Regions from separate parts of the Mus musculus genome. Here all the other regions are linked to region 1. Evidence: chromatin loops called from intact Hi-C (ENCODE). Cell type or tissue: heart. All regions are shown on one strand. Each heading gives the region's core, and the rest is flanking DNA. Links, peaks and the distances in the headings are about the cores only.

The links. Hi-C counts contacts between places; a loop is a spot of excess contacts. Peaks named below come from ENCODE experiments on the same cell type or tissue, not always from the same donor. Only the 100,000 strongest peaks of a DNase experiment are listed, where the experiment ranks them.
Region 2: it touches region 1 in a loop (2.7-fold over the local background); 2 of 42 quality-filtered maps call a loop at or near these places.
Region 3: a loop joins it to region 1, with 3 times the contacts of the local background. A loop is called at or near these places in 4 of 42 quality-filtered maps.

What each region holds. Positions count from the first base shown.
Region 1 is chr1:135,540,919-135,549,003 of GRCm38, forward strand. All of the region lies in intron 1 of Nav1 (neuron navigator 1), which reads right to left. Among named protein-coding and RNA genes, the nearest start is that of Gm32940, 33 kb to the left of the region's middle. In heart, for the core only: a CTCF peak has its summit at 4,033; DNase peaks (open chromatin) are centred at 2,103, 2,583 and 4,093; H3K27ac peaks cover 2,181 bases.
Region 2 is chr1:135,777,855-135,785,939 of GRCm38, forward strand. It overlaps a transcript of Tnni1 not described here. Among named protein-coding and RNA genes, the nearest start is that of Phlda3, 16 kb to the left of the region's middle. In heart, for the core only: a CTCF peak has its summit at 3,619 (motif pointing left); a DNase peak (open chromatin) is centred at 3,587; H3K4me3 peaks cover 6 bases; H3K27ac peaks cover 1,236 bases.
Region 3 is chr1:135,168,181-135,176,265 of GRCm38, forward strand. No RefSeq gene overlaps it. Among named protein-coding and RNA genes, the nearest start is that of Gpr37l1, 4.5 kb to the left of the region's middle. In heart, for the core only: CTCF peaks have their summits at 3,240 (motif pointing left) and 3,952 (motif pointing right); DNase peaks (open chromatin) are centred at 1,651 and 4,091; H3K27ac peaks cover 298 bases; H3K27me3 peaks cover 2,110 bases.

The DNA.
Region 1 (8,085 bases), core at 1,117-6,116:
GTCTGGGAGGAAAATGCTGAGGTCTGTCAAAGACGGAGGAGTCTCTTCCTACTGTTCAGGATGTTTCCAACCTATGTGAGACCTCTGTGCACGTTACAGCTAAGCTTTTGCAGAGCACATCATGGCTCCCAGGATATGTGTGTGTGTGTGTGTGTGTGTGTGTGTGTGTGTGTGTATCATGTGTGTCTGAGGAGTCTCACTACAGATCATCAGTCAAATACACTTGACACACAGGTGCATGCACACAGTAATGCCGGAGCCCCATGTTTGCCCCATGTGAGGCAGGACGCTAAACATATGACTTTGTGGTATTTCATTTGATTCGTTATATTTGTCTGGATTCCAACTCCCCTATTCTTTCCATTATAATACCTTGCCTCAGAATATGCACATCTCACCAAGGTGTGTCCATACAGTCTTCTACAATCCTGCAGATACACACATGGAGTGGTTTGGGCGGTTCTACCTCCCATTGTGAGACAGGAAGGTGACTAAGACATTCATGAGGAAAAGAGGCAGTCTGCATCTGAGAAGGAAAGGTCCAGGGTGTGTGTGTGTGTGTGTGTGTGTGTGTGTGTGTGTGTGTGTGTATGTGATGTGAACAGATTCCTTCTACCTGCCCGGCATCAGACAAGGGGAACAGGCCTCCCAAGAATGCTAAGACAAGGTTTCCTGCTAAGCTAAAGAGCTGGACACCGGGGAGAAACGGACTTTCACTGTGGTGTCAAGAACATAGATCTTAGGCCGGTAGCTGTGGCTCACTAATTTAATCTGAGCATTCGAGAGGCAGAGGCCAGCAGAACTCTGAGTTTGGGGTCAGTCTGGTCTACAGAGTGAGTTTCAGGACAGCCAGGGCTACACAGAGAAACCCTGTCTCAAACTGACAAGCAAACAACAAAAACAACACAGTTTTTAGTATCAAGAAGAAAACCCAAAGATGGCCTAGTCGGCCATCACTGCAAAGAGAGGCCCATTGGACTTGCAAACTTTATATGCCCCAGTACAGGGGAACGCCAGGGCCAAAAAGGGGCAGTGGGTGGGTAGGGGAGTGGAGGGGGTGGGTATGGGGGACTTTTGGTATAGCATTGGAAATGAAAATGAGCTAAATACCTAATAAAAAATGGAAAAAAAAAAGAAAAAAAGAAAACCCACCATCTAGGTCCACCCACTGCCTCTCCGCAGCCGGGCTGGCCCTGAACAGGTTACTTCATCTTGCTACCGGTTTGCTTTCTGCTAAATAGAGAGTGGAATGACCTCACTGCAGCGAGGCTTAAGGGCCTAGCTCACTATCACACTTAGTGTAGAGCCTGGCACACAGCAAACTGCCTGGACAGACAGCTGGGATCGACCTGGCAGAAGGCAGAAGTGGGCAGACAGCGAGGCTGAAGCGCCCCACACTCGGCCACCAACCAACAGGTGGGAGCCTGTTTTCTTTTGCTGAGGCCTTAACACCTGGACCTAGTAGCATCTGAGGTATACTCAGCAAACCTCGCTGCTGCACCAGCAAGCCTGACTAGCTGCTTTTCTCAGGGCTAGTCCTGCCTGTGGGATGCACTTAGCTATAGGGACTTGCTTGAACCAGAAGGCTAAGCTGTAAGATCATACTGGACAGTGAACCTCCAGTTCAGGGTAAAAGCCCCAACAGATTCAGGCAAGTTCTAGAAGGAGGAGGCTCAGGGGGATCCATCACCCAGTAGTCAGGTTTCCCCACGATCTGTGAGGTTTTAATTATTAGCCAGCAATTAAGTAAACTGCAATAACTTTTGACTATTGAAGCTTTAATTACCTTCACCAATGTTTCAGAACCCATAAGCCATGTAGCTCAGGGGAGGGTAACTGAAAACTAGCTTGGAGCTGCACCTTCCCTCTACAAAGGCTTTTACTGTGAATGGTTGGGTGAGGCACAGGCCCCCAGGAGGGACGGAAGTGAGCCAAGAGAGGGCTTGAAAGCATTTGCCACCCTCTCACATTAAGGACGGGAAATGACCTCTCCTCTGAGCCCACAGAGGGGACTCAGGGCTGCCGTGACTCCTGGCGTGGGCTCTTTTTCTCACTGTCCAGTGCTGTGGGCTGAGACGCTCAGCTGTATCTACAGAAGAGGTAAGTCACAGCCAGAATTAACCACAGGGGATGGTCTGGGCCTTGATCCATGTAGAAATCCAGGCCAGCCTAAACGACCTGGAAACAGGAAGCACTGGGCCTCTCCATGTCTGTTTCTCTCTCACACACACATATCAACAACTCTTCAGAGGAAGAAAATTCCCTAACCCTATTTGATCCCCAGTACAGGAGTCTGATCTTTAAATTCTGGAAATCTATCACAATTTTGGCTGAAAACAAACAAACAAACAAACCCCAAAAAACAAGATTCCAGCCCTAGCCAGAAGGCCACTTTGTCCCAGGACTCACTGCAACAATGGAAAGACACTGGGGAGTTGCACACACAGCTGCCAGGACCTGTTGAGCAGTACTTTGTGTTTCAGTGGGTCAGATGTCTCTGGGAATTGGAATCTTTTTCTCCCCTCTCCTCCACTCAAAGACACAAATCTACCCACTCCGGCAAGAGCAGGCCAGGCTGGCCACCCCCAGGTTCATCCCAGGGTGCCCAGAGGCTCAGGGTTAAGCTCGGCAGTTCTGTGGGATCTGCACCAGTCACCTTGGACTGGATTCATCCCCACCCCCTGTAAACGCTGACTCGGGCACAGTAGCCGGGAAAGCTAACAATTGACAAGTGACCTGTGACACGGATCTCCCCTGCTCGAGGATAGAGCCCAGAACCTTGTCTGAGGGGCAACTCCACCCTCTTTCCTCACCCCTTCCCAAATCATCTGCTGACCTCAGAGGTCCTAGAAGGGGGCAGGGTGGGTGGGCCTCCATGCCAGAGACACCCACTGTCGCGGAGAAGGCAGGCAGGCAGGAAACTATTTATTCTGTTCCTAATCTCGTCATTTCTCTCTTCCTCCCACTTAAGTCACAATACAGGAGGCAGCTGACACGGAACCCCGCAGTGCAGCAAACCCTGTGCACCCCTGCTCCCCAAAGGAGCTCCCAGGCTTTTCCTCTTTACCTTAGAGAACCCTGAACCTACTCAGTCAAGGGGCTGCCTGGAGTTCTCCTGATGGGTGAAACATCACGAGGCACCAGACAGAGCCAGGACAAAAAAAAAAAAAAAAAAAAAAAAAAAAAAAAGCAAACGCACTGGCTATATGGGGCCATTAGACAAAAACTAGAGCTACAAACAAACTTGGGCCTAAATAAGAGAAGGATGTATATAGGCAGCTACAGCCTGGAATTTTCCAGGCAGGGGTCTCCCCAGTTCATGTGCAGTTTTGATTTTCTTTTCTTTTTCGTTTTTTTTCTTTTTCCTTTTAAAGATTTATTTATTTATTATATGTAAGTACACTGTAGCTGTCTTGAGATGCGCCAGAAGAGGGCATCAGATCTCATTACAGGTGGTTGTGATCCACCATGTGGTTGCTGGGATTTGAACTCAGGACCTTGGGAAGAGCAGTCAGTGCTCTTAACCTCTGAGCCATCTCTCCAGCCCCACCCCCCCAGTTTTGATTTTCATTGAGGTAAAAGTCCCAAGGGAACACCATCAACCGGCTGTGGAACTTGGGTAAATGACTTCTCCCCGGGCCCCAGTTTCCTGATCTGTAAGTAAGGGAGCGGTGTAGTTGACTAAGCTCTGCCAGTGTGGTCCTGTGACTTTGTGCTAGGCTGAGGTCTGTATAATGCTCAACCCGAGAGTTTTTGGTTTAGCCGGCTGGAGGTGGCTCCGGAAAAATCTGCTGCGTTGCCAGCTCCAAAATCAGGTGCTGTGACCAGAGGGTTGTCCTACTTTGCATTTGTGTAAACGTTGCGAGAACAGGAGACCCGACAAAGCACCAGAGCTCAACACCCCCACATCCCCACTCAAAGTGATGGAGAAACACTGCTGGCACAAGTCAGCTCTCTGCTCTCTTTCCGGAAACACAGCCACCAAAATCTTGCCAGGTCTTTGGGACTTGTTGCAGAGAACAACCACACGGGGGTGCTATGGGTCCTTAGCCGCCTGCAGCCTCCCTTTGCATTGATGCCGCAATGCTGTAAGAAGGGCAGCTGTCTAGCTCTCAGGGCTTGGGAGAAGTTGCCCAAAGGCCTCTCCCTCTGAATTCTGCTTAGGATTGCTTCTTTCCAGGCGCTGCACTCCTGGGGCAGACATTCTTCGTAACCCCCAGTCCCCACCCTGGCTAGGTTAGCACATTTGGAGAAGAGCCCAGAGTTTGCAGCATTGATTTTGCTACACCATCTACCCAGGTGCATGCCCTGTTCCTAGTGGACCACTTTAAGAGCAGGGCCTGGCTTACCCAGTAGGCTCTGGAGACCCACAGACTCCCCTGGCAAGCTCATATTCAGAGCCAAAGTTTGAGAGAGAATCCAGCTTGCCTTTCAAAACAATGAGCAACCTGGAGACCTGTGTGGGGTCCGAGTCTGTTCTCTGGAGGTCTCATTTCTGCTCTTTTGCAGTGTGCTTGGGCGGGTGGCTTTCTGGAAGAGGAAGGAGGACAGACTCCTTCCATTATGACCCCCATCAGGATCCTTTTGGGAAGAGAGGAGGTCTCTGCAGTGAGCTGAAGGCAGAAAGCTCGCTGCAATGGTGTGCAGCTCAGCTTCACTCTGCAGCCTTTGGCAAAGAACTTGGGGAGTAAGCTTACAGGACCAGGGGACAGCTACTTCTCAATGGCTCACACTTGGGGAAGGCTTTGCTAGATCCAGGACAATTAGACCAGAAGAGGACCCTGTTTGGAATAACTGTTGTAAGGTCAGTTTGCCTGTCTGTCTGTCCTTCCTTCCCTCCCTCTCTCCGTCTCTCTTTGTTTTGTTTGTTTGTTTGTTTTTGAGACTGGATTTCTCTGTGCAGCCCGGGCTGTCCTAGAACCTACTGGGCAGACCAGGCTGGCCTCCAACTCAGAGATCCACCTGCCTCTACCTTCTGAGTGCTGGGATTAAAGGCCTGTGCTGCAGCTGCTGCCACCACCACCTGGCTAGGTCTATTTTTTTCTATTACAATTCTAAAAAAATTCCTCCCACCCCTTTTCCTTTGAACACCAGGTAACAGGGTAAGAGAGGATTCTGAAGATTTGACACTAGACTGGGCTTGTGAGCAGGTCTCCGGCAGAGGAGACAGTCTGCCTGTCTCAGACACTGGGGCAGGTCGCTGCTAAGGGCAAGCATGGGATCTCCTGCCCGGTGAACCTCAAGGTTTACCTTTACTGGAAATGCTTCCTATTTTAACAATGCCCAGAGCCTTCCTGTGACACCCTGCGCTGAAGATGATGAGGTCTCTTGTGCAGCAGCTTCTGGGAACAGGGAATGGTTGTTATAGCAACAGTTTACACAGCAGAGAGCCATCTGCAGGGAGTCAGAAGAAGAGGAGAGGGGCTGGGATCAGGCATGCAGAGCACTGGAAGAGGCCTGGGGGATTTCTGGCTGTGACCCCAGTAATCCTAGGTGGTGGCGAACTCTTCTGTCTCTGATACCAGGTACTGTCCTAGAGGCTTTATGGATATGAACCCTGTTTGGTTGCAGGACACGCCTGGGCCAGTCTATTTATTACCCCCGATTTCATAGCTGAGAAAACCAGAGTTCATGGCAGCTGAGACTGCTGCCCAGGATGACACAGCAGCACATGGCAAAGCCAAAATGTGAAAGCAGATGGTCTAGCCTCGTCCAATCCTGGCACCACGAGCTAGAGAGGGTGAGATATGCAGACGAGGCTCAATCACACGCCATAAAGTCCACTTTTTAAAATATATGATTCCATGGCTTCCAGCATGTCTGTACATCATCACTCATGTAATTTTATCACCCCCAGTGTATGGCCTGTACACTAAGCACACACCTGCCATCCTCTCCTTCCTCTAACTCTGGCAAATGCTAGTCTGCCTTCTGACTCTGTAGGTCCACCTACTCAGGATCCTTCACACAAACAGAATCACACACCTTTGTGGTTTCTGTCACTCTGCACTGCCTTCCAAGTTGGTCTACGCTGTAGTATGTTTCACCCCTCTGTTCCTTTTCATGGCTGAATAATATTCTACGGTGTGGATAATATTTGCTTATCTAGCCATCATTTGATGGACATTGGCTTCATCTTTATTTTTTGCCCAGTATGAATAATGCTGCCATGAAAGTCACATATGTGTTGACGTCTGCTTCTCTTTCTCTTGAGTGTATGCTTAGGCGTATACGTGTTATATTCCTAATGTGCTTAGGATCATGTGGTAGTTGTGTGTTTAACACTTTGAGGAACGGCTACACTGTCATCTAAGGTGTCTGTATGCTGTCTCTTTCTGGCTTCTGCCCAGCCTCAGCAACACTTGCTACTGTCTATCACACCTTGGCCAGCCCAGTGTGCCAGGCTATCTCACCATAGATCCAATATGTGTTTTTTGTTTTGTTTTGTTTTTTTCTGATTTAAGAATGTTGAACACCTTTTATATTTGAGCTAGCTAAGGTGTAATTCCCTCAACGGCATTAGCCACACTTTCAAGTTCTCGACAGTGACCTTGCCACGTTGGCTACATAACCATTGCAGCCTAGCCACAAAGCATTCCTGGAAGTGCTAGGCACTGTGTGACATGTCAGAGTCCGTTGGAATGAGGCTGTGTAATGCCACCAGCTCTTTCTCCAGAAGTCTCACACACCCCCTGCCCTGAGCCTCCCTTCATTCCTCCAGAATCAGCCCCCTGGGTGGGATTACATCGTGTGTCCCAGCTTTTGCACACAATCCAGTCCATTATACGGGTGCGCCCATCTTCAGGTTCTCAGGGTTCTCACACTGGGAGCCAAAGTGGGTCAGACATAAACTTGCCAAGAGCATGACTAGATCTAGTGGCAATCAGGAGCAGAAGCTAAAACCTAGCTAAATATGTGGCTGCCTTTCATGTAGCTCCACCCCCAGGACGGGGCCTTTCTCCCTCAGACCTGTTCCTATAAGATGCCACCCTTCCTCCCAGAACCTGTCAGTGGCAATGACTCTGTCAAGATGGCAAAGCTGTGGCCCTCAGACCAGGCCTGACAATGGAGGGTGTAGGACTGATTTTAAAGATTCTGAGGGAGAAAGCTGAGGGTAAAATTTGGGCTTTGTAGGGTTGCCCCAGAAAAAGGGGATGCCCCCAGCCATGGAAGCTATTCACCCCTCCAGCTCCCTGAACCCAATACCACCCACACAGCATCTGATGCGACCTCAGCCTTGATGCTAACTGACATTGGTGCAGGGATGCTTCCCAGAGGACTGTAGTTCCTGGGACCGCCTTCTGTGTTGCAGATCCTCAGCCACCATCACTGGGGGGAGGACTTTTGGATTCAGCCATCTGTCACCACCTCCAGGGTGACCCTCAATGCCTTAGATAAAGGCTTAGGAGCGCCCACCTACCCCCTCCCAGGGCTTAGGCACAAGGCAGAGTTACCAAGCTGGTGGCTTTAAGAAAGACTTTCAATTGTGAGACACAGAACCCCACAGTAAGGAAGAATAAGGCTTGCGGGGACAGTAAAGGACAGAAAGGGACATTTCCTGAGCGTGTTCTACGTGCAGCAGTTGGCCCTAAACATGGACAGACATTCTGTCCTTGGAAGACATCAATCCTGAGAGGATAATAGTGACCCCCCATTTACAGGTGTTTGGTTCTAAGAGGCAGTTAACTCTCTCAGGTCACACAGTTTAAGCAAATAGCACAGTAGGGATCTAGGTTCCAGTCTCTCTTGCCTCCTTCCTTAATAAACTACCAGTGCCAACAAAGACAACCTGGCTGGTCACGCGAGGCTCTTCCTGACCGGCGTGTTGGAGTCAGAGCTTCACAGACCACAGGATAAGGCCTGTCCTCCACTCTGGGATGGATGAGATAAATCATTGCCAGGAGACAGGGGAGTCATGGGCCATTGGCCAGGCCAAGAATTTTCTACCTCCACGATGTGGGGCCGCCTGCCAGTCTTGCAGGCCTTATTGGCAGCCACTGCTCCTGTCCAACACTTCCTCGAGGGAGTCCTTTCTCCCCAGCTGGGCTCTGTCCCAGCTCAGCAACCTGCAAAGCTTCTGGCCTT
Region 2 (8,085 bases), core at 1,552-6,551, 240 kb after region 1:
CTGGCCCAGTAGGCCTGAAGGCCACATCAGCCACCAAGAAATCGAGATCTGATACTGAGAGAGCCTAGCTGGCTTATCTCCTACTTAAGGTTTGCTAAGCATAGGTCTCCTGCCTTCCTTCTTCAGGACAATGCCCTTAGGCCAGAACGTTGTTCTTGGCCAGGGAAAAGTATGGTTCCAGGACAGGCTTGAGCTGGTGGTGGCAGACTCCTTGAAAAGGAAAGGACAATCAGAGCGGGAAAGAGTCGCTAGGTAGAGGACACTCTGCTCCATCTATCCAGTTAGGTGGCTGGCAGAACTGGCTTTCTGTAGATCCTTACAGAAAGCATTCTCCTACTTTCTACTTACCCACAGAAGTTAATTTTCTCACATCTCTGGAAGTGGGGCTGGGCGGGGCAAAAACTATAGCCATCTACAGGCCAAAATCAAGATATGGGTGGGCTGCACTCCTTCTGTGGGTTGGAGGTGAGGAGAGTCTGGTCTCTTTTGCCTCAAGTGACTCCAAGTACGGCATAGTTTATGCAGAGCTAGAGGTCCCTGCCTCAGTGGGCACAGTGTCTTCTGGTCTGTCTGTCAGCCGTGTCCGTGTGTCTTCCTCTTGCAAGGACATTCGTGGTGGTGTTCACCCTCCACAGGGGTCATCAAAGTTATCCTTCCAACTCAGGATGCTTAATGTGGCCACAGGTCTGAGGGATTAGAATATGGATGTTTGGGGCTCCATTAGTCACTACCCCCAAAGGGCTCATCAAGAAGGGACACACTGAGGCACACACTGATGGGCAGCATAGTATTAGATTCCCTTCTGGAAACTCTAGATTCCCAGCGTTTGAATTCCCTGTCTCTGACTACTGTCTCCACATGAATAGAGGCCCAGGACAGGCACGGTCAGCTCTGTTTTTATCCATTTCGATATTCAGAGCCAGGGTTCTTGTGGACCCCAGGCTTCTCCTTCCTGCCCCCACCTTCCCCCTGGCGCCGCGTGGGAGGCCCTGGCTTTGAGACAGAAGAGTCTGACCTCGCAGCGAGAGCTCTGCTTTCTTGTCACTGTGTGAGAGAAGCATCTCTCTCCTGCACAGGCTGCTCAGCCCCAAAGTGTGGGAGGCTGCAAGACTCTAAATCCCCTGCCCGCCCGCCCACGGAAACAGCTGGGTCCTGGGTGCATCCTGTGGACTTAACTCCTTCCAGACCTGTGGACCCTCCCTTTGGGCTGAGCTGAGAAGAGGCGGAGGCCTCTTCAGGGCCAAGCAGGGTTTCTGCAGCTGTATGCGATGCTGGCAGTTGGCCCTGGTACTGTTTATTGAGGGAACTTGAGACTGACCCTCCTGCCCAAAGTCAGGAAGGAATGGGCGAGTTAACTCTTGGTATGGGCCACAGCAATATGGGCGTGGCCTGGGGCACAGGAGCCTCCTTTGCAGCTATTGCTAGCGCCCCCCTCCCCCCATCCCCGGCTGGCCCGTTGTTCTGAGCCAGAGTATGGGGATTCTGGGTTAAACACTGTACCAGCTGGCCATGCCCTGTGCACGTGCACATACACGCACGCAGGCGCACGCACCTGCCCCAGGGCAGGGCTGCTGACAGTAAGCTGCTTGCCTAACCCTCTCCGTGCAGGATGGGCGCTGTCCAGGGAGCAGGGGCTGTGGTTCTTTGTCTTTGGCAGATACTAAATTCTCTATAAATGATTCAATGGATACTCACAGCTTCCAGCTCCTTCAAGCAGTTTCTCCTCTTTTTTTTTCTCCCCAACTCCTTCCCTTCCTGTCTCCCTATGTAGCCCAGGCTAGCTCCAGATGCTGAGTTCTCCTGCCTCTGCCTGCTGAGTGCTGAGACTACAGCTGTGCACTACCAAGACTGCTTTAACATGAAGTGGTTTCCCCACCTGGTCCTGGGGATCAAACCCAGAGTCTTACACTTGCTAGGAATGTGCTTTGCAACTGTGCTACACGCTTAGCTCCCCTTTCTGCATCTTCTTTAATTTTTAAAAAGTTAATTAACTCATTTTTCTTTGCATGTATATGGGCAAATGCATCTCTCTCTCTCTCTCTCTCTCTCTCTCTCTCTCTCTCTCTCTCTCTCTCTCTTTCTCTCTTAAAAGACAACTTGCATGGGTTGGTTTTCTTTTCTGCCACATGGGTCCCTAGACTCAAGCTCAGGTTGTCCCACTTGGCAGCAAGCTCCTTTATCTGCTGAGCCATCTTGTCAGTCCCATTTGGCCTCCTCTGACATCATATTTATATGATGCTAGATTATTGGTCACCTGCCATCCTCAGATACCCCATGAAGCTGAGTAATAATAGTATCTTACTGAATGTTGCATGTGGGTTAGAGCTGCTGGGCATCTGATATGAATTACTAACTGGTTAATTAGAAAAAGATAGCAAACTAATAAGGAGCGGCTGGATTGTGGAGATAAGCGAGCAGAGGCCATGCATAACACTAGACATGTCGGGTGGAGAACAGATCCTAGTAAATATCTGGGAGGAAGAAGACTCTAAGAGCCATAAGAAGTCTGAGTTGCGGTGATCCAGACACCACACGGTGGAATGGGCATAAGCATGGTGAGCCAGGCCTGGCCCTGGTGGGCTCTGAGCCGCCTGTCCCTCAGGCCACAACAGAAACACAATAGTTCAAGAGAGCCCTCTCAAGATGGGACAGCCGGTGCCAGGCTGCCCAGCAGGACAAGGAATCTTTGTGCAGGCTTCAGCCTTTAGATCCTGCTCCACCCTCCCTGGCCCTGGGGGGTTTGGGGAATGGCAGTGGTTGGAGGTTCAGATCCTGAAGAGGCTGCTGAAGAGGCTCATCCTGTGTGACTTGTGCTGGGACTGGGGTCACCTGGAGGTCTCCAGGGAGCCAGAATGGATCTGGGAACAAGCTCTGGTCACTGGAGCCTGGGGGAGGTGGGCGTGCGTTTGTAGCTTTCCTTGGACAGAAATGTTAACGTTTCTACATAGTTTTCCTTTGATCCCCACAATGACCCCCTGGAGATGAGTACAGGATGATTAACCACACTGACAGGTGGGAAAACAGATCCAAAGAGAGGAAAGTTCCCCCCGGGGCTATCTAGAGAGAAGAAAAGGATGCTCTGGGGCCATAAAGCACTGGGTGTGGGTTTGGGAGTTGAGCAAAGAACAGTTTGCTAAAGCCTTTTATGTTCAAGAGCCCAGAGTCACCTGGGGTGGGAGCCAGGACTTTATCTACTGTGATGGTCACGATGTTTCATTGTGCATTTGATCCCTCTCCTTCCTCACCGTCATCCATCCATCCATCCATCCATCCATCCATCCATCCATCCATCCATCCATCGAGGGCAGTCTCCTGGGAACCTGGGCCAAGTCATCAACATTCTAGGGAAAAAGAGGTGCTGAAAGCCGCAGCAGGGAAGCCCAAGGGCCACGGGGACAGCCCAAATCCACTCAGCTTTTCCTTGAAATTCCACACACCCTGGGCGTTTGGCAGGAGCCTGGAATGTACTTCATCGGAACAATTTGTCTTTCATGGTCCATTTGCATCAATCAGCCCATTGTTCTATGCCTTTGCCTGGACCACTCTGGCTAGCTGTGGCCTTCCTGTGCTTGTGGGTGGACCGGTTAGGAGACACGGAGCGCACGCATATGGGGAGGAGCGACCCCTGGTGGTCCGACCTGTAAACACACAAGTTCCCTGGCTGAGCGTTTCCCAGTGTGATTTTCCCTGACTCCTGGAAACAATGAGAGAGAAATACTTTGGGAGCTTCGAAGGTATAAATAACGCAGGTAAGCCAGGCACCTGATGAAACAGAGGGCGCTGTTATGGGGGGGGGGGCTGTACACATGCCCAAGCCCCGCAATGCATGCCGGGATTGCCTCAAGTGTCTGTGGCTGGCCATCCTCTTTGGGCCTAGAGCTTTATTAATAAAAGGAACGAGTGTGGACAGGAAGACAATTTCTAATACTGCTAAAACCCCAACCATAGAAGATTCTTCCGGGTTTGAATTCTAGATCTACTAGTTATCAGCTAGTTGTCAGCTAGTCACCCCATGAGCTTTCGTATCTCCATCTTGTGAAATGAGGAGAGCAACCTTTAGTGCCTGTTATGTTGGATTTTATGTTTGGGAGTTACTGTTCTTTGCTAATATTTCTTTGTAATTATATAAATCAGTTGTGGGAGTCGGGGTCATCTGTAACAGGCAGAGTGTTGGACAATTCTAATTGTTGGAAGCACACACACATTTCCTACGGAGTACAAGGTGACTCTCCGGCCTCACAGCCTGTGAGACTTTTTTTGTTCACTTTTATATGTATGAGCCTTTTGCCTGAGGATATATATGTATGCCTAGTGTGTACCTGCTTTCTACAGAAGTTAAAAGAAAGTATCCCTCAGAACTGGGTGCTGGGAATTGAACCTGGGTCTTCTTTAAGAGCAACAAGCACTCCTAGTGGCTGAGTCAGCTTTCCAGTCCCAACAAGTGTTCTCTCAAAGTTTATGTAGTGCCATGGGGGGGGTATATTTATGCTTTTTGTTAGTGATCTTACAAATCATTATCAAGTATAGTACTCTGAGGTTCCTAAGTACTAACAGACTGCAATATGCCTCATGGACAAAGTATATAAGATAGATCATTTTCATGGAGGGGTGCACTATTTGCTGTTGCCTATGAATTCGATGTTAATGGGCAGTGTGTATTCAATATGGTGTCTTTAAACAGAAATGCCCTCGGTACATGCTATGAATTCATTTGTTGATATCAGATTGTGTCCAGGGGCTCCTGGGTACCGAACCCTATGTTTCTCCTAAGAGCAAAGGGTCTCTGTTTGCTGACTGAGTGTGCAGGGTACCATAACTACTGCAAATATGAAACAGTTATAGTTATTTCCCAACATGTCAACTGTGCAGTTGCCGCTGCCCCCCCCCCCGTGACTGTCTACCTCCTGAAGCCTCTGACTCTTATGTGGGCCTTAGAATCCCCATGTGCCTAGGAATGAGAGTCTCAAGTAAGCCTACTCAGGGACATTCAGCCCCGCTCCTCTGCTCCTGCCTGGGACTTCCTTCATGAATGCTTAGTTCATGGGGTTCCAGTCAAAGGCCAGCACGGCTCTCGGTGACTCACAAAGGCTCTTTTTACTGAAGTGACCTCATCAGATCCTCTCAACAATAGCAGGGTGGTGGCATCCCGGCTCCGATCTATGGATGAGCCTGGAGTTCACCGAGGCTATGTAAGCAGCCCAAGGTCATCCAGTTTGCTGGCAGCGAGTTGAAGTTCATTGTCTTTCCACCATGAAGCATAGACGCTCTGGAGGAGGTAGGAGCCAGACCTTGTTATTGATGCTTCACTGTGAACAGTGGCCGGGAGCAGGAGTGATAAACATCTCAGCGCCCACTCTCCAGCCTCTGCCTCTGCTTGCAGCTCCCTCACTCCTCCCACCGTCCTGGACCTGCAATCCCCATGGGAAACTCTGAGTTACCTACGTCACCGTCTTAGCCACTGTCCTAAGATCCAGCTCTCATGCTCCTGCATTCTGAGAGCACACGGGATGCGCTTGTCAACATTCATGGAGGCATGGAAATCCACTGTCAGAAGAGAGCCGATGCTTTGTCTGAGGGTAAGCGCCCTTTCTGGTTGACAGCCAGCCAGCCGCCTTTTTGTTATAGCTACACAGTCAAGAAAAAAAAAATCCTTGTCTTTCTCAAGTCTGTTCTATAAGGGTACCAATCCTGCCCACCAGCCACCCCCAACCCCATCTTCTCCCAGAACTCCATCTCCCGGTAGGGGTTAGATGAATATACAGAACTTTCATTTTTTTCTTTTTGTTTTTTTGTTTTGTTTTTGTTTTTGTTTTGTTCTGTTTTGTTTTTTTCGAGACAGGGTTTCTCTGTGTAGCCTTGAATCCTGCCTTTGCCTCCCAAGTGCTGGGATTAAAGTCATGTGCCACCACGCCCGGCTCATTCTTCTTTTTTTTATGTTTATTTATTTATTTTATGTATATGAGTACACTGTAGCTGTCTTCAGACACACCAGAAGAGAGCATTGGATTCCATTACAGATGGTTGTGAGCTGCCATGTGGTTGCTGGGATTTGAACTCAGGACCTCCAGAAGGGCAGTCAGGGCTCTTAACCACTGAGCCATCTCTCCAACCCAGAACTTTCATTCTTAGCAGGCCCTTCATGCTCCTGAGCCAGAGAAGGCCAGGCATGGGCGGAACACACTTCACTGCTCACACTCTCTGTCACTGGCTTCCATTGTCTTCTGTTTCAGTCAGCTACTCTAACTTCCTTCCTGAGAAAGCCACGGCCTCTGGGATGCGAATGCCCTTCATTTCCTGGTGCCCTGCGTGCTTCCAGCTTCCCTCATTCCTCACCTAGGGACTTTATTCCCAGTGTGCTTTTTTTCTTTCCAGCTCGTTCTTTTACAAGAAATTACTATGACCAAATAAACATAGTAAAATTTACCTATGATCATGGTGGCCTGTACTTGTAATCCTGGCACTTGGGTAAAGAAAGGCGTGAGGATTATGAGTTCAAGGCCAGCCTTAGTGATGTGGCAGGGTCAGCCTGGGCCATAAGAGGCCCTGTCTCAATACTCAGAACAACTGCATGAATAAATGAATGAACATTGCCATGTTGATCATAGCTAAGGGTAATGTCACTTTCAGGGACGTTAAGAACATTCACTCTGGGGTGTGACGGTCAGCAGTATTAGTCTACAGCACTAATTGTCTGGCAAAACGGAAGCTCTGATAGAGCACCCACCTCCACCCCTTTTAGCTCTAGAAGCCTCCCTTCCATGTTCTGCCTGCTGAATTCGACTACTCTGGGAACCCCACAGAAGGGGACCCACGTAGCATTTGTCTTTGTGTGACTTTTTTTCCCCAATAGTATTGTCAACGTTCACCCATGTTGTCGCTGCTGTCAGACGCTCCTCCTTTTTGAGGGTGGAACCTGATTCCATTGTGTGCACATGCCATATTGTGCTGGCCCATTTCTCTGTCACTGGATCTCCAGCTGCCGTGAATCATGCGGTAATGGGAAGGAGTGTGCGGATATCCTACTTTCAAATCTTTGTGTTGACGTTTTGAGACAGTGCCTCGCTCGCTCAATAATAGCCCAGCCTGGCCTCAATCCTCCTGCCTCTTCCTCCCAGAACTGAGGGATTACAGGTGTGTACCGCCGTGGCTGACTCTACTTTCGAATGTTTTGGGTATACATGTCCCAAAGTGGAATTCCTGTATCACACAATCCATTTCAATTTTTTAAATAAAAATTTTAAATGTTATGTGTCCGAGTGTCTGCTTACAGGTATGTATGTGTGTCACACGTGTGCCTGGCACCTGATGAGATCACATGAGAGTGTCAGATGCCCTTGAACTGGAGTTACAGTTATATCTAGATCCCACCACATGAGTGCTGAGAACTGAGACCCAGTCCTCTCCAAGCAGCCAGGTTTCAGTGGGAGAATCTCTCCCCAGCCCCTGGTAACTTTGTTTTTCAGATGTGAGGCTCTGCTATGCTGTTTTCTGCATGACTACCCCATTGTCCTTCCACCAACAACGCACAGGTTCCGTTTCCTCCACATCCTTTCCTCTGAGCCATCCGATGAGCGGTCCCCAGTTTTTGTCTGAGACATTATCTCTATATGGGTCAGGCTGGGCTTGAACTTGTAACCAGTTTGCTGACTCTGTCTCCAGGGTGCTGAGCTCACAGGTATGTGTTGCCGCACCAGGCTGCCATGCAGTTTTGATTTGCATTTCCAAAATGGATGGTGAAGTTGGACATTTTTTTTAATGTGTTTATTGGCCATCTACATAGCTTCTCTGGAGAAATGTATCAGTCTGTTCAAATGCTTTAATCTGTGCGGGGCGGCCATGAAGTTGTCTGCTCCATTTCATACTTATGTACGAGCTTTTCCAGAGCCACCTTTTGCTTTTGCTTTTATTTATTTTGTGATGTTATGGATCACATCTGGGGCCTTATGCATTACAAACAAGGGCTCTACTACTGATCTACATCGCCAGCCTTATTTAAATTTTTAATTACCATTTCATATGTTTAATGTTACTGTATTACTCATTCTATATTGCTCATATACAGATGAATATTTATATGTGAATATT
Region 3 (8,085 bases), core at 1,552-6,551, 370 kb before region 1:
CACTCTATAAACCAGGCTGTCCTCGAACTCAGAGATCCATCTGCCTCTGCCTCCTGACCACTAGGATTAAAGATGCAAGCCACCAACATCTATCAGCTGGGTTCTTGACGGTTCTTTTTTTTTTTTTTTAAGATTTATTTTTATTTATTTATTTATTTATTTATTTATTTATTTATTTATTTATTATATGAAATGAAAGTACATTGTAGCTGTCTTCAGACACTCCAGAAGAGGGAGTCAGATCTCGTTACGGATGGTTGTGAGCCACCATGTGGTTGCTGGGATTTGAACTCTGGACCTTCGGAAGAGCAGTCGGGTGCTCTTACCCACTGAGCCATCTCACCAGCCCTCTTGACGGTTCTTAATATGTTTCGTGGGGCAGTGCTGTTGTGATCTCAAGTTCAAATTTTAAGATTTGTGGTAGTCTTAATAACTATGTAGTTGACACAAGTTCAAACATGGAGTTGACTCCATAGCCTTTGAACTCAATGCTGGTCTCAGCAGGCAAGAGCCCATTCCTTGCCTTCTAGCCACACAGACTCCCAAAGGAAAGCAGCTACAAGGAAAAATTCCAAACACGACACTCTAGGATGGCGGCATATCTTAGTGGGAGTCCTCGCCTAGCATGTTTGAGGCCCTGGGTTTTGTCTCCAGCACTGGAACTACATGAAAACAAAACCAATAATAATAATAATAATAATAATATGAAATTAAAATTATGAAAGTGTGGTCAAGAGAAAGGAAATAGAGATGTAAATCAATGATTACACCTTGGCCTGGCAGATGCAGTGAAAGGCGGGGTCAAGGTACAGGGCAGAGTCCGAGGATCCTGGGGCTGTCTGGAAGGCTGGAAGTTCTCTGAAGCAAAACGACTTTGGAGTGAAGCCTTAAAGGCTCCTAAGAGATGGACAGAAAGATGCTCCAGGCAGAAGATACAGCACACAAATGGCAGGGTCCTGAAAGTGGGTGGTGTTCCTGCCAGACAGCAATAATTCACAGGAGGATGGGATGCTAGGGAAATGGAGAGCAGGGCAATGGGGTTGGGGCAAGAATCACCAGATAAAGGAGCAAGAAGGCTTTTGTATGCTAGACCAAGGAGTTCAGACACTGTGGTGCGCACCTTTAATCCCAGCACTTAGGAAGCAGAGGCAGGCAGATCTCTGAGTTCAACTCTGGTCTACAGAGAGAATTCCAGGATAGCCACTGCCACACAGAGAAACCCTGACTCTAAAACAAAACAAAAAGATGTTATCCCAGAGGCAAGGGAGAATATTACACACTGTCACAAAGAAGAGCATTGACTTGACCAGGTAACTTTCAAGGGGGCCAGGATGGGCAGCAGATTCCCAACAGCACAAGCAGGTATTGTTTCCAGGAGAGCCTGCAACACTGAGGGGTTCACTGCAGGGAGTGTGGGAGGTATCAAGGCTGAGGGAACGGACTCTGCCCGTCCATTTCTGCAGGACAGACCTTCTGGATACCAGTGGAAATCTATGCCGGAGCACTGGGATGTTGATTTCTGCAGCTAAGGAGAACGGCCAAAGCAAACAGGACACAGGGCTGACTGGGAGCTATTTACACAGTCCACTGGCAAGCATTAACTGACCACTGCTACCAAGACTTTCAATCTGAAAGCAGCTTTCCCAGAAGACTTCCTGACCAGGAAACTTGCCACCCTACCCAGTAGGTCCCGACATGCTGTGTAAAACTAGGGGTTCCAGGAGAAAAAGAGTAGGAGGAGGAGGAGACAAAGAGAAAGATAGGAGAGTCTGTCCTCTGCTGAGGAGTCTTGGGGAGCTGCCAGAGCTCTGTCTGAAGTCTGGCATGCCAGCCAGCAGCCCAGCTTCATCACCACCACGACCCAGATTATGTCATCAGGAAAAGGACACTTGGACCCCACAGGAATCCTGTGTCTTCGGGAAACTTAAGAGAAGCGCTAAGGCCCCGCCCCGAGCACCACATGCTCTTCCGTGCTCAGAACCAGCCAGGCTCTTCTAATCCTCCCGGAGAACTGCTCCAGGAACCTGCCCCAGAACCACTCTGGTCTTTTTGTCTTTCCCATGACCTTAAACGGCTGCGCTGCGACTAAAATCCTCCACCTTCTTTCTGCCTTATGCTGCCTTATGCTGTAGCTAGTTGGGTGAAGGGGAGTCATCGTTATTTGTACTAAGCATTCCCCAAGTACCAGGCTCTGTCCTAAACACTCATGATTACCAGGTAGCCTTTACTTCATTACACGGGCTCAGAGAGATAAAGAAACCAGCTCAAGGACACTCAGCTAGGAAATGACCCAGACATCCGAAAGAAAGGTTTGACTCACAACCCTAAACCCCTCCCCTGCTCCTTTGTAGCTTGCAGGGCTGTAACAGCAAAGAGCTCAGAGATGATCTACGCCAGCCCTTTTACTTCTCAGACGTGGAAACGGAAGACCTGCGAGGCCAAGTCCCACGGCAACAGACTCGGGCAGCCACATCTATACTGTGCGATCCTAGCTTGCTTCACAGGCAGGTGCTGGAACCCAGATCGGTGGTTCTCAACCTGTGGGTCACGGCCCCTTTGGGGTTGAACGATCGTTTCACAGAGGTTACCTATGACCATTGGCAAACACAGGTGATCACACCATGATTCATAACCGCAGCAAAATTTGTTACAAAGTAGCGATGGGCCGGGCATGGTGGCGCATGCCTTTAATCCCGGCACTCCGGAGGCAGAGGCAGGTGGATTTCTGAGTTCGAGGCCAGCCTGGTCTACAAAGTGAGGTCCAGGACAGCCAGGGCTATACAGAGAAACCCTGTCTCGAGAAACCAAAAAAAAAAAAAAAAAAGTAGCGATGGGATAATTTTATGGCTGGGGGAGGGGGGGCCACCACAGTGAGGAACTATATTAAAGGGTCTTGGCACTAGGAAGTTGAGAACCGCTGGGCTAGATCTTAGCACAGGGCTGATGGAAGCCAGAGTTAGGCCTCTGCTTTTCTTTCATATTCACACATATTTTTCATTCATTCTATATTCTAGCCCATCCTGCTTCACATTGTGCTTGCATATGCTAGACACTCCGTGTAGTTTGAGCTGGAAGACGACTCAGTGGGTAAGAGAGCTAAGAATGTGAGTTCCAGGGGCTGGTGAGATGCCGCAGTGGTTAAGAGCACTGACTGCTCTGACTGCTTTTCCGGAGGTCATGAGTTCAAGTCCCAGCAACCACATGGTGGCTCACAACCATCTGTGATGGGATCTGATGCCCTCTTCTGGCCTGTAGGTGTACATGCAGACAGGACGCTGTATACATAATAAATAAATACATTTTTTTTAAAAAATGAGTTCCAATCGATGGCACTTGTCTTGCAAAGGACTTGGGTTCAATTCCCAGAACCCACATAATGGCTGAGGAATGACATACATGCGTGCAAGTATTCACACACACAAAGTAAAGAAATATTTTTTTTTAATTGGGGGCTGGAGAAATGGCTCTGGTTAAGAGCACTGACTGCTCTTTCGAAGTTCCTGAGTTCAAATCCCAGCAACCACATGGTGGTTCACAACCATCTGTAATGACATCTGACACCCCCCCCCTTCCTGGTGTGTCTGAAGACAGATACAGTGACTTACATAAAAATAATAAATAAATCTTTTTTTTAAAAATGTGGCTCCATATACCCATAACTCCAGTGCCACGGGGCAGAGATAGAAAGATGTCTGTAGCTCTCTGGAGCCAGGCTAGCCTCTGGTTTACTGACAGTCCTTATCTCAAAGGAATAAGGCAGAGTGATGGAGCATGACACCCCATGTCTCCCTCTGAGTTTGTGTACACAGGCGCACACATTCATGAATGCACACACACACACACACACACACACACACACACACACTTCTTCAAATGCCTAAAAGGACATGCAATCTCCTTGCTGATTTCCAGTAAGACAGCTGAAATGCCAGAGGCCACTAGGTGGAACCAAATAATCAGAGTTGGAGACTAAGACAGCTCTCAAGCCTTGGTCCTCTCCTGTCCCCGGCCTTAGCTAGCCCACAGTACCCAAGTCCAGCCCACAGTTCTTGTGAGCTGCCTGCAGATCTGATCCAAACACAGATGGTGGTGGTACTGTGTGCTCACGGCTACCCAACACCTCCAGAGGGGCCACCTACCTGCAAAGTGCTCTCCACCCTCGGCTGCTTCTGGAAGCTTCCGGACCAGGCCGGAGGAGCACTTGCTTGGAGAACCCCAGAAAGGCACTGAAGGTGCAGAGCTGTAACAGCAAAGAGCTCAGAGATGATCTACGCCAGCCCTCTTACTTGGCTTACCTTAGCTCCTGCGTAATCTCCCCTTGACTCTCCATGATCCCAGGAATTCCCCGAGCTTCCACCTGGGAGTTTCCCCCACTGGTAGCTAAAGACTACATGCAACATGCTATGTAGGTGGGAGGGAGAGACTACATGCAACATGCTATGTAGGTGGGAGGGAGAGACTACATGCAACATGCTATGTAGGTGGGAGGGAGAGAGGGAAACAGAGACCGGGGCTCTCCCTGGCAATGAAGTAGGTGAGGACTCCTCACCAAAGAAAATAATACAAGCCCATATTTCACTGAGCAAATGCCACCTTGTACACGACTCGCAGCTGCTCAGTAGCTCAAGTGCTTAACCCTGCTTCGGCTCCTCACCCATAGCATGGGGCAGCAACAGGCTCCTGAGAAGTGGGAAGATCAAATCGGTGTGAATACTGGGGGTAATGTGGACTCACTTAAAAAAAAAAGATTTATTTATTTTATGTGTATGAGTTTTCACCTGCATGCATATATGTGTGCATATACACCTACATACATAATGTATGTGTGTGTGTGTGTGTGTATGTGTGTGTGCATGTGCACCATGTGCCACAGATCCCTTGGAACTGAAGTTATAGAATGAGCTGCCATGTGGGTACTGGGAATTGAACCCAGGTCCTCTAGAGGAGCAGCCAGTGCTCTTAACCTCTGAGCCATCTCTCCAGCCCATATGACTCACTAGCCACTAGCAAGAGAAAATTCACATCTTCCCTTGTGAGAGAGAGTGCTAGCTATGATTTTTCTTTAACAGGGCCAGAAATCAAAGCAGAAAGGCGGGAGACAGCTAAAATCGAGTATGACAGATTCTAACAGGGACATCCTGTTTCGAGAAGCCAAATAAACTAAAAAATAAAGAGCTAAAAGTTGCATATGTAGTTCATTTTACAAACATTTGTTGAGCACCTACTGTGTGTTGGGCTTTGCCCTGGCTGATCAGAGCCAGGGTGAGGCGCAGAGGAAGCCCTGGTGAAATTCACCTTTGAGCTGTGTGTGAGAGTGCGCGCCAGAACCAGGAGGATCAGCGCAAGTCTGAAGCAGCCTGGACTGTGTAGCAAATTTCCAGGCAGCCAAAGTACATCTAGGGACTAACATAAAGAGGGAGGTTGGAGAGATGGCTCAGTGGTTAAGGATGCTTGTTTTCTGTTCAGAGGACCTGAACAGATCAATGTTTAGTTCCCTGTACCTACTTCCGGTGACTAATGACAATCTGTAACTCCAGCTCCAGGGGCTCTAGCACCCTTTTCTGGCCTTTAAGGGCTCTGCACCCAGATGCACAAGCACAAATTCACATATAGACACACAAATAATTAAAAAAATAATAAATAAGTTTTCAAAATAAAAAGAGGGAACATGAGAATTGGGGTTCACCTTATTGTGAAGGATACGGCCACTAAAAAGCTGAATCTGCAAAACAGCCTAAAGGGTGGTGAAAGGCATGGAGGGAAAGGACAGGGACCCGAAAGCCCATGGGACCGCCTCACCCTTCACTTAATCGTTGGCGAGAAGTAGAGGTGCCTGGCTCTGAAGTCTCACAAGATGCTGTGACAGTAAGATGTGGTCACTGTGTGGCCTTTTATATATAAATGAAAAGGTTCGGCGCTGGGTTATGGCTTAGAGGGAAAGTAATTAGCCTGGAATGAACAATGTCCTGGCTTCCATCCCTAGCTTGCCAAAAATAAATAAATTAATTAATTAAAAAACAAAATCAAGCCGGGCATGGTGGCGCACGCCTTTAATCCCAGCACTCGGGAGGCAGAGGCAAGTGGATTTCTGAGTTCGAGGCTGGCCTGGTCTACAGAGTGAGTTCCAGGACAGCCAGGGCTATACAGAGAAACCCTGTCTCAAAAAACTAACTAACTAACTAACTAACTAACTAACTAACTAACTAACTAAATAACTAAATAACTAAATAACTAAATAACTAAATAAATAAATTCAAAATAGGGTAAATTTGGGATGGTTGTTTCTATTTTGGGGTGGAGTTTGTTTTTGTTTTTTGATGTAGATTTTCACTATGTAGCCTTGGCTGACCTGGAACTCGCTACGTAGACCAGGCTGACCTTAAACTTAGACATCTACTACCTCAGCGTCCCGTGCACTGGGATCAAAGGTGTGCACCACCATTCCTGGCAGAATTAAATAACACTTTAAATGGTAAGCCTTCTGTGATGATAACAGCTGGTACTTATCAACGTACAAGGGAGGGACAGAAACACCTGGCCATTTGCATGCAATATACATTTCCACGCCTCAGACTGCCCCAAGGGTGGGACCAGAGAGGGAACCAGGGGACTCTGATGTTCTGATTTAAACTGGGGTTCAAAATACACTCGTTAAATTTTCTTTTTATATTCAAACAGAAGGTCTCCTGTGCACAGCCCTAAGTAGGGCACGAAGGGAGGTACACTGGTCCTAGAAGAACCCAGACAATGGAGTTACCAAACATCTGGTGAACGTGATCCATGTCTTCCTATCTGGGTCCTCAGTGCCTGGCATTCAGGTAGATACTTAAAATGTTTAAGAGGACACATAAGGCAGCGTATCAGATAAAGGTGCTTGCCTCTAAGCCCAACAACCTGAGTTTCATTCCTGGGACCTACTTGGTAGAAGGAGAAAATCAATTCTTACCCATTGTCGGCTGATCGACACACTCACCGATGCACATGTGCCTATGTACACACACGTGCCTATATATGCAAAACATGTACACAGATTAATAAAATGCAACTAGAAGTATTTCTCAAAGCAAGTATGTATTGGGGGACTGGGATGTTGCTCAAACCATAGTGTTTGCCTAGGATGCTTGTTGCCTTCTAGCCTCAACTTTGTTAAAAAAAAAAAAAAAAAACTGTAACCAGGTGTGGTAATCCCAGCAGCTGGGAGACAGAGTCGAAGGTCAAAGGTCGCTCTCAGCCTCAGAGCATGTTAGAGACCAGCCTTAAAGACATGAAACTGGGTTTCCTTGGTGTTTTACTTTATTTATGTGTGTGTGTGCCTGCTTATCTGTATGTACAGCACATGTCTGCTCAAATAGGCTAGAAGTCAGCATTAGCTCCCTGGGAGCTGGAGTTTAAGCCATTGTAGCCACTTGACCTGCGTGCTAGAAACCAGACCTGGGTTCTTTGCAAGAGAAACAAAACAGGGTCTAATTTTGGAGAGCAAGTTGACCTGCAACTCACAAAGATTCACCTGCCTCTGCCTCCCAAGTGCTGCAGCTAAAGGCATGTGCTATTACACCCAGCCAGCAAATGCTTTTAAAGGCTGGGCCATCTCTCCAGCCCTGAAACTGTCTTTAAAAATCTCTAAAGGAGCTGGAGAGGTGGTACCCACATGGCTGCTCACAATTATCTGTAACTCCAGTTCAAGGGGATGCAACCCACATGTGTCATATAGACACATGTGATGGTGGAAAGGTTAGGGGGCTGGAGAGATGGCTCAGCGGGTAAGAGCACTGACTGTTCTTCCAGAGGTCTTGAGTTCAAATCCCAGCAACCACATGCTGGCTCACAACCACTGGTAATGAGATCTGATGCCCTCTTCTGGTGTGTCTGAAGACAGCTACAGTGTACTTAGATATAATAATAAATAAATCTTTAAAAAAAAAGGTTAAAAACATTTTAAAAGTAAAACTAAAAATATAAAACAAAAGTTTATTGAATGTGCATCATGTACCAGACACATGGCTACTTTTGCTGGCTAGGGTTTTTTATTGTTTTTTTTTTTTTTTAATTACTTTGACACAAGCCATGATCATCAGGGAAGAAGGA